2 separate regions of the Homo sapiens genome follow, and region 2 is linked to region 1. Evidence: read pairs that join two places in POLR2A ChIA-PET (ENCODE). Cell type or tissue: A673. All regions are shown on one strand.

Evidence for each region. Peaks named below come from ENCODE experiments on the same cell type or tissue, not always from the same donor. Only the 100,000 strongest peaks of a DNase experiment are listed, where the experiment ranks them.
Region 2: POLR2A ChIA-PET joins it to region 1 with 9 read pairs; 9 of 35 experiments call an interaction of 5 or more read pairs at or near these places.

The regions. Positions count from the first base shown.
Region 1 is chr1:28,520,327-28,525,326 of GRCh38, reverse strand. All of the region lies in intron 4 of RCC1 (regulator of chromosome condensation 1), which reads right to left. Among named protein-coding and RNA genes, the nearest start is that of SNORA73B, 14 kb to the right of the region's middle. RefSeq lists an enhancer at 767-1,268. In A673, no CTCF peak of the experiment used is centred here; no DNase peak of the experiment used is centred here; H3K27ac peaks cover 1,596 bases.
Region 2 is chr1:28,620,236-28,625,235 of GRCh38, reverse strand. TAF12 (TATA-box binding protein associated factor 12) reads left to right here. Exons shown (of 6, transcript NM_005644.4): 2 at 3,071-3,322. The coding sequence starts at 3,155. Among named protein-coding and RNA genes, the nearest start is that of TAF12, 20 kb to the left of the region's middle. In A673, no CTCF peak of the experiment used is centred here; no DNase peak of the experiment used is centred here.

The sequences.
Region 1 (5,000 bases):
AGTAAAAACTAAAAGGCAGAAATGAAATCCACAGGCAGACAGCCTGGCGCCGCGACCTGTGTCTGGTTAAAGATCGACCCCTGACCTAACCGGTTATGTTATCTATAGATTCCAGACATCGTATGGAAAAGCACTGTGAAAATCCCTGTCCTGTTCTGTTCCGTTCTGATAACCAGTGCATGCAGCCCCCAGTCACATATCCCCTGCTTGCTCAATCAATCACGACCTCTTCATGCAGACCCCCTTAGAGTTGTAAGCCCTTAAAAGGGACAGGAACTGCTCACTCGGGGAGCTCAGTTTTTGGAGACGTGAATCTTGCCAAAGCTCCCAGCTGAATAAAGCCCTTCCTTCTTTAACTGGGTGTCTGGGGGGTTTTGTCTGCGGCTTATCCTGCTACACTACTGCTTGGCTTTGGGTGAGGAGGTGTAGCAAGGATAAAGGAGACTAACCCTTTTTTACTCTCATAATTTGTTCATCCTTTGTATTTATTTTTGAGACAGGGTCCTGCCCAGACTTGAGTGCAGTGGCATGGTCATGGCTCACTGCAGCCTCAACCACCCGGGCTTGAGCCATCCTGGATAGCTGGGACTACAGGTGTGCACCACCACGCCCGGCTAATTTTTGTATATTTTGCAGAAACAACGTCTTGCCATGTTGCCCAGGCTGGTCCCGAACTCCTGGGCTCAAGCGATTCTCTAGCCTTGGACTCCCAAAGTGCTGGGATTATAGGTGTAAGCCACCATGCCTGGCCTTTTATTTTATTTTTTTAAGAGAGGGGGTCTCACTCTGTCACCTAGGCTGGAGTGCAGTGGTGCAATTAGCTTATTGCAGCCTCGAACTCATGGACTCAAGCGATCTTCCCACCTCAGCTTCCCAAGAGCCTGGGATCATGGGCACGTGCCACAGCACTTGGCTTGATTTGTTCATCCTAAAAAAGTCCAGAGGATTCTTGGCAGGCCTGCCCAAGATCCCCCTATGAGCTTGGCCAAACACAAAGACTCCCAGGCTTGGGCTTAAATGACCAGGTAGATGGTAGACTTCCATGTAGTGAGATAGAGAACACTGTTGAACAAACAGGAGAGAAGAGACGTGAAGCTCCATGTTGCTAGGTGTTTTCATTCAATCTGAAGTGCTTGGGAGCCATCCCAGAAAGGATGTCAGGCAGGCAAAGTTAGATGGGGTAGGGATGTGGGATATAAGAGGCATCTTTGTGGCCGGGCACGGTGGCTCACGCCTGTAATCCCAGCAGATTGGGAGGCCAAGGCGGGTGGATCACCTGAGGTCAGGAGTTCGAGACCAGCCTGACCAACGTGGAGGAACCCCATCTCTACTAAAAATACAAAATTAGCCAGGCGTGGTGACGCGTGCTGTAATCCCAGCTACTCGGGAGGCTGAGGCAGGAGAATCGCTTGAACCCAGGAAGTGGAGGTTGTGGTAAGCCGAGTTTGCACCATTGCACTCCAGCCTGGGCAACAAGAGTGAAACTCTGTCCCTCCACCAAAAAAAGAGGCACCCTTGTTTTAGATAGACAGCTGTATGCCAAGGCAAACATCTCATCAGTTCATCAGAATAATCTGTAGCAGTCTGCTGTGCCTGGGAGGGAGACTGTATTAGCATGAAAAGTACTCACAATAAGAAGTCAGGAGAAAAAGCAGGAAACAATTATGTCAGCACAGTTGGTGCTGATGGCTGGGCTGCCATGAGCACAGCCCGGAATGGAGTCAGACACATAAGGGCTATATGAAGTGTTGGTGTCATGGGGCATTAACCAAAAAATCTGTTATCATGGATGGAACAAACCCAGTCAACATCTCCTTAGTTGTGTTTGGCTAATATTCTGGAGCGTTTCACTACAAGCTGGCCACAATGATCCCACTCTACAGAGAAGAAAACTGAGGCTCAGAAAGGTGAAGTATCTCACTCAAGATTGGAAGAGAAGGCCAAGATCTGAACCAAGTTAGTCAGACTCCAGAGCTGGCGTCCTTGAGTGTTATTAGAAATTTCTTCTGGCCGGGCGCGGTGGCTCACGCCTGTAATCCCAGCACTTTGGGAGGCCGAGGCGGGCGGATCATGAGGTCAGGAGATCGAGACCACGGTGAAACCCCGTCTCTACTAAAAATACAAAAAATTAGACAGGCGTGGTGGCGGGCGCTTGTAGTCCTAGCTACTCGGGAGGCTGAGGCAGGAAAATGGCGTGAACCCGGGAGGCAGAGCTTGCAGTGAGTCGAGATCACGCCACTGCACTCCAGCCTGGGTGACAGAGCAAGACTCCGTCTCAAAAAAAAAAAAAAAAAAAAAAGAAATTTCTTCTGCCTCCTTCCTCCCCATGCTCCCTAGTAGTCTCTCAGCTTGCCTGGAACTGTGTCTCCTCCTCCTTTCCCTAGGAAAGACAGCAACTTTTCACTGGTCTTCCGGTCCCCACCCTCATCCCCTCCTCTCATTCTCCAAGTCATTCGTGATCAATAAATATGTGTGTGTGTATATATATACATATATATATTTATTTTTTTTTGAGACAGGGTTTCACTCTGTTGCCCAGGCTGTAGTGCAGCAGCACGTACACGGCTCACTGCAACCTCCACCTCCTAGGCTCAAGCGACCCTCCTGCCTCAGCCTCCAGAGTAGCTGGGACTACAGGCATGTACCACCACGCTTGGCTAATTTGTAATTTTTTTTTTTCTTGTAGAGACAAGGTCTCACTATGTTGCCCAGGCTGGTCTCAAACTCCCGGGCTCAAGTGATCCTCCCACCTCGACCTCCCAAAGTACTGGGATTATAGGCGTGAGGTACCATGCCCGGCCTCATTCATGATCTTTCCAAACCTCAAACCTGAAGCAAGCTGCTGGCCTGCTTGGACTCCTTAGTGGTCCCCTTTTCCTGGAAGATAAAGCCCACATTTCTTAGCTGGGTATTAGAGGTCTCCAACATCGGGTACTGACAGAACCTTTAGCTTCATTTCCTATCTATCACATCCTCCCTTCTCTTCCCACACAATCTCCTTGCCAGACCCACCAGGCCAGAATGCTAACTGTCCTCTCCATACTATTTGCATCTCTTTACCTGGAACGCCTTCCCATCCCTTATCCCACTGGAAGAACATCTACTGGTGTCTCAAAGTCACCTCCTCTGATCCCTCCTCCATCCTGAACTAGTCATTCTCTCTGAGAAACTGGGACAGACTTTTGGATCACAATCACTTTAATTTACATGCCTGTCCACCATACCAATCAACTTCCTAAAATATGAGCCCCTGGGGGCACCGGCTAACTCACTGTATCTTCCATATGCAAAACCCTTTTATTCCTCACAGGAAGCTGAAGAAGGCAGCACTGTCACTCCTATTTCACAGTTAAGGAACTGAGGCTCAGAAAGATAACTTTATCGGCCTAAGTTCACAGAGCAAGTAAAGGGCAGCCTAGAAAAGCAACCCAGGCCTATCTGACTGATTCTGAAGGCAGACCTTGGTCCAGGCAGGGGCTAAGGCAGTCTGGGCAGGCCTCCCCAGTATCCCCTATGCACTTGGCCAAGTCCAAGAAGCAGAGAGCAGAAGCCAGCTGAGGAGAGGATGGTGAGACCAGAGAGGAGACAATGAGGCAGCTAGAGCCTGAGGGAAGGTGGGGTGGGTGGTGACAGATCCACCCACAGATGTGGGGAAGGACAGTGGCGACAACTCCCTGCTGCGGTGGAGACGGCACCTGAGTGCTCTTTGAGTCCCAGAGGCTTCCTCTCCAAAATGGAAGACTTGAGGCCCTGCACTGGGCTGGCAATCGCCAGGGAAGGGCAGGGGATGGAGGGCCACCTTCTTTTTTTTTTTTTTTTTTTTTTCTGAGGTGGAGTCTCGCTCTGTCGCCCAGTCTGGAGGCAATGGCGCGATATCGGCTCACTGCAAGCTCCGCCTCCCAGGTTCACGCCATTCTCCTGCCTCAGCCTCCCGAGTAGCTGGGACTACAGGCGCCTGCCACCACACCCAGCTAATTTTTTGTATTTTTAGTAGAGACGGGGTTTCACCGTGTTAGCCAGGATGGTCTCGATCTCCTGACCTCATGATCCACCCACCTCGGCCTCCCAAAGTGCTGGGATTACAGGCGTGAGCCACTGCTCCCGGCCAGAGGACCACCTTCTAAAAGGTGGAGCCCTGTTCCCGGTACCTGCCTGCACAGCCTCTACTGCACAAATGGGTCTTGTATACAGACTTCTCTCACTGCTCTGGGTGTGTTTTCCTTTATTTGCTTTTCTTTTCTTCTTTTTGAGATGGAGCCTCACTCTGTTGCCCAAGCTGGAGTTCAGACTCACGATCTCAGCTCACTGCAACCTCCGCCTCCCAGGTTCAAGCGATTCTCCCGCCTCAGCCTCCCTAGTGCTGGGACTACAGGCGCAAGCCACCACGCCTGGCTAACTGCTTGGTATTTTTAGTAAAGACGGGGTTTCACCATGTCGGCCAGGCTGGTCTTGAACTCCTGACCTCAGGTGATCTGCCCACCTTGGCCTCCCAAATTGCTGGGGTTACAGTCGTGAGCCACCGAGCCCGGCCTCTCTGGCTGTTTTCTTAACCAGGCAGTGAGTGTCTGGGCTGGGAATAAGGAGTTGGCTTTTGGCATCATGCTTCCCCACCCCGCCCCACACAACACAGCTTCCATCTTCAAGGAGCATACAGTCTCTGGGAGAAGAGTGAGACAGTCACAGATAAGTCGGCTACAGAGTCAGCTTCCACCATCAGGCACTCCTGAATGCCCACAGCTGCCCTTTGAGGTGAGCAGACTCATCCCAGTTTTACAGCTAAGGGGAAGATGAGGCTCAGGGAAAGGTGACCCAGGTCACAGAGAGGTGGAATGAAATCCCAGTCTCATGACCATGCTCCACCAGAGCTGGAGCTGCCCTACCCCCACCTCACCTTCCTTATTTATTGAAGAAAGTGGGTAGGCACGCCAGTCTAGACAGTCTGCCCGGAGCCTGGTGCTCCTGCCCTGACCTCCAGTGACCTCACCACAGCCTCGATTTCT
Region 2 (5,000 bases), 100 kb before region 1:
AATTCTTACTCAAAAATCTCTGTTATAAAAAGTCTCCACTTATTTTGTGCAATACTCAGTATTATTTGGGAAGTCCCTTGAAGGTTGTGGGAATGTTTTTGAGAGATAAAGTATGTTCAGTGTGAGGCTAGAGTGATGAGGATACAGTTTGATGATCCTTAATGAGGCTTTTGCATAGAACTTGCTTTGGGAAAATAGTTTGCTTTTATAATATTAGAACAGCTATTACCATGTTAAGAAAGGTTTCTATCCTGACTCTTCTATTGGTAATGTTTGTGGGTAGGGGAGAAGGAGGCCACATATGGTTAAAACAAACAAGTGATCCTAATACTCTGCTGTCCCCATCAGCTGGTTCTTGGCCAGCAAGTCAGCCTAGTTAATCTTGGTTTTTTAACCAGTACATACTTAGTTGCCTTTATTAAGCGTAAACCAGGAGAACATGATTTCTTCTTATTATTATTATTTATTTTTTTATTTTTATTTTTTTTTGAGACAGAGTCTCGCTCTGTTGCCCAGGCTGGAGTGCAGTGGCCTGATCTCGGCTCACTGCAACCTCTGCCTCCTGAGTTCAAGTGATTCTCCTGCCTCAGCCTCCCAAGTAGCTGGGATTACAGGCACGTGCCACCATGCCTGGCTAGTTTTTGTATTTTTAGTAACGACTGGGTTTCATTATGTCGGCCATGCTGGTCTCAAACTCCTGACCTCAAGTGATCTGCCTGCCTTGGCCTCCCAAAGTGCTGGGATTACAGGCATGAGCCACTGGGCCGGGCCAGATTTCTCATATTAGAAAGTCAGACAGTGTGGTGAGGAGGAACTCAGGACTAGGGACAAGAGTAGGATAGATACAGTAGACATTTATATTGCCAACTTTTACCAAGTTCTGAAGGCCATTGATATAATTCCTGCAGGCTCATATCCCACAATTTTGCCCAATAAAATATTCCATATGCTGTTAGTTTATCCCTAACAGCAGACATTCATTTTATAAGAAGGTGGTCTATATGTGCCATAATCATCATTAATTAATTTTCAAAGTTGCTTATGAAAGAGATGGAGATGTTTGTCTTGGCTCCCACTAAGGAAAAGGAGATATATTTCTCCACATCCAGTTTGCTTGGATCCTGGTTGGTGAAGATGTACCAGGCCATTCAACTAAAATGGTTCCATGGCAAGGATGGTGCTTGATGCCAGTTGTTCATTTACAGGTAGCTTTTGAAAATGGCTGCCTCTCATTTCACCGGGCTCACAGCTGTTGCTGATGTAATTAAAGATCTAGACACTCAGATAGCTGTAAGTAAGTTTGAGGCTACTGTGAGCAGAACTTGGTGAATGTGCTTCTGATCGTGATGACACCCAAGCTGACGTCCACAGAGTCAGCCTCATGACTCTAAGATTCAGGAGTCTCAGCTGCTCCAGACTAGGGTCTCTGCATGTACTTAGATTGCTAACACTCAGAGAAAAATTGCTCTTGATAAAGAGGAGTTTACTTTTAACAGCTGCTAAAAGTTATGTTTATTGGGCATAGCCCTGACATAGACTTAAGCATGTTTGAAATGCCAGAATGAACTAGTCTGTATTCTTAAGCTTTGTGACTGATTTTTTTAAAGGATGTGATTGTGCTATGACTTATTTGAATTTAACATTATTTGATACTTTAAAAATAATGCATGTAGTACTTAACTATTTTTACAAAGTTCTCAAAAATGTCTTGCTTATTCTAGTTTATTTATTTATTTATTTATTTATTTTTATTATTATTTGAGATGGAGTTTCGTCAACCTCTGCATCCCGAGTTCAAGCAATTCTTCTGCCTTAGCCTCCCAAGTAGCTGGGATTACAGGCGTGTGTCACCACGCCCGGCTAATTTTGTGTTTTTAGTAGAGTTGGGGTTTCTCCATGTTGGTCAGGCTAGTCTCAAACTCCTGACCTCAGGTGATCCACCCACCTCGGCCTCCCAAAGTGCTGGGATTACAGGCATGAGCCACTGTGCCCAGCCTCTAGTTTATTTTTATTTCATTTTATTTTTAGATAGTGTCTCACTCTGTCACCTAGGCTGGAATGCAGTAGTGGTGTGATCATGGCTTATTGCAGCCTCAACTTCTTGGGCTCAGGCAATCCTCCTGCCTTAGCCTCCTGAGTAGCTAGGACCACATGCTACCATGTCCAGCTAAGTGTTTTTTGTGTTTTGTTTTTTTTTTTGTGGGGCGGTGGGGGCGAGTCTCACTCTGTTGCCCAGGCTGGAGTACAGTGGCGTGATCTCGGCTCACTGCAAGCTCTGTCTCCTGTGTTCAAGTGATTGTCCTGCCTCAGTCTCCCCAGTAGCTGGGAGGGATTATAGGCATGTGCCACTACGCCTAGCCAATTTTTTTGTATTTTTAGTAGAGATGGGGTTTCACCATGTTGGTCAGGCTCCTCTCGAACTCCTGACCTCAGGTGATCTACCCGCCTTGGCCTCCCAAAGTGCTGGGATTACAGACCTGAGCCACCACACCCAGCCCCAGCTAAATTTTTACAGAGATAGGGCTTCCCCATGTTCCCCAGGCTGGTCTTGAACTCCTGTCTCAAGTGGTCCTTCCACTTCAGGCACCCAACATGCTGGGATTACAGACATGAGCTACTGCACGCGGCCCTAGTTTATTTTTGTACATAAGATTCTTCATTTCATTTACTTGCTTCCTTGTTTAAATTTTGTGGACTATTTCACTTAATATTTGGAAATGAGATGGTTTCTAAATATCAGCTGAGAGTAATAAACATTCTTCATTCCCTCAATTTTTAACCTGTGGATATTAAATGGTCACCATTCCATATATACTGAAGAACCCTCAAAGTCTAACAGACCTCATTTTACTTACTTTTTTTTTTTTTTTTTTTTCTTGGTAGAGACTAGGTCTCGCTATGTTGCCCAAGCTGGTCTTGAACTACTGGGCTCAAGTGATGCTACCACCTGGGCCTCCCAAAGTGCTGGGATTACAGTTGTGAGCCATTGCACCAGGCCTCTTTTTACTCTCAAGATTCATCCTTTATTACAGGTTCTTCTAGAGCTAATTCTTGTGCTTTTCTTCTCCAGTTAATTGGCCTTGGTCCTCACAGCTCCAAAAAGAAACAGGATCTCGATAAGCTCTATGAGCTGAAGTCCAAAGCTCGGCAGATTATGAACCAGTTTGGCCCCTCAGCCCTAATCAACCTCTCCAATTTCTCATCCATAAAACCGGAACCAGCCAGCACCCCTCCACAAGGCTCCATGGCCAATAGTACTGCAGTGGTAAAGATACCAGGCACTCCTGGGGCAGGAGGTCGTCTTAGCCCTGAAAACAATCAGGTATCATCCTCTTACTCTTTCTTCTCTGTAGCCACTTCTTACCTATTATTTCAATCTGTAATACTTTAAGAGATGTCCATCTCAGATGCTGCTTTTTTCTCTTAGCCGAAAAGGTCTTTTCCCTCTTTTGGATTTCTAACTTTTTTTGTTTGTTTTAATATAAGTAGAGAGTTTATTTGGGCCAAATTTGAGGACTCCCAATTCAGGAGACACAGATTCAAGTTGTCCTGAATGTATACTCCTCTGGGAACATTCTTTAGCAAATTATCATGTACAATGTTTATTAATTACTGTATTGTATGTGGTTGTGTGTATGCATATATACATCCATCCATCCATCTGTACACACTAACACAATACCTTGCCTATGAAAGGTGTTTTTTTCCTTTCATTTTGATAAGTGCTTTATATACATGTTAACCATGTAGTTGTTAAATAAAATAATAAATTGATTCATTATTCCTATGATAAAAGTACTCTTGCTTCTAGTCATTCCATCTTCTAGTTCATCCAATTGCTGCCATTATTAATTTTCTGCAGTGATTCTAAAATCTGCTCCATTCTTTCTACCCATAATTCTGATTCTGCCCTCCAGAGCCACAAGAAATAAGTATAATCCCTTTGACTTGTTTTTTGTAGGCTGTGTAGAATGGATGAGTTCGCCCAGTATTTCAAGGGAATGAGTGGAGGGACTTGCAAAGATTAATGAGAGCGGGTTGGGCAGTCAGGATATCAACCTATGTTGAATATGGAGTCTGTTGTAGAAGACAGAATTTAAAATTGTATAGGTAGGGCAGAACATAGTGGACCTGTACTAGTCAATTTCCATTGGAACTTTTAGGCAATATACAATCTTTGCAGATATTTAATAAAGGAGTAAAAGTAACATAATAAAAATAGTGTGTCCTATAGAGGATTAACTTGGCAGTAAGGGGACAGGATGGGTAGAAAAGGGGGTTAGACTGGGTGGATGACCAATTCTAAGATTTTTGCAATAAATCAAGACATGTAGTGAAGGCTCGAATTAGGTGATAATGATAGAATGAAGAAGAATGGATAGATATGAGACATCATTAACAAATATTTATTCATTTTTTTTAGAGAAAGGGTTTTGCTCTGTTGCCTGGGCTAGAGTGCAATGGTATAATCATAGCTCACTGTAGCCTCAAATTTCTGGGTTCGGCCGGGCATGGTGGCTCAAGCCTGTAATCCCAGCACTTTGGGAGGCCGAGGTGGGCGGATCACGAGGTCAGATCAAGACCATCCTGGCTAACACGGTGAAACCCCGTCTCTACTAAAAATACAAAAACATTAGCCAGGCGTGGTGGCAGGCGCCTGTAGTCCCAGCTACTCGGGAGGCTGAGGCAGGAGAATGGCGTGAACCCAGGAGGTGGAGCTTGCAGTGAGCAGAGATTGCGCCACTGCACTCCAGCCTGGGCGACAGAGCGAGACTCTGTTGCAAAAAAAAAAATTATTTTCTTGGGTGTGCGCGGTAGCTCACGCCTGTAATCCCAGCACTTTGGGAGGCCAAGGCAGGCGATAACCCAAGGTCAAGAGTTCGAGACCAGCCTGGCCAATATGCTGAAACCCCATCTCTACTAAAATTACAAAAATCAACCTGGCATGGTGGTGCACACCTGTAGTCCCAGCTACTCAGGAGGCTGAGGCAAAAGAATCA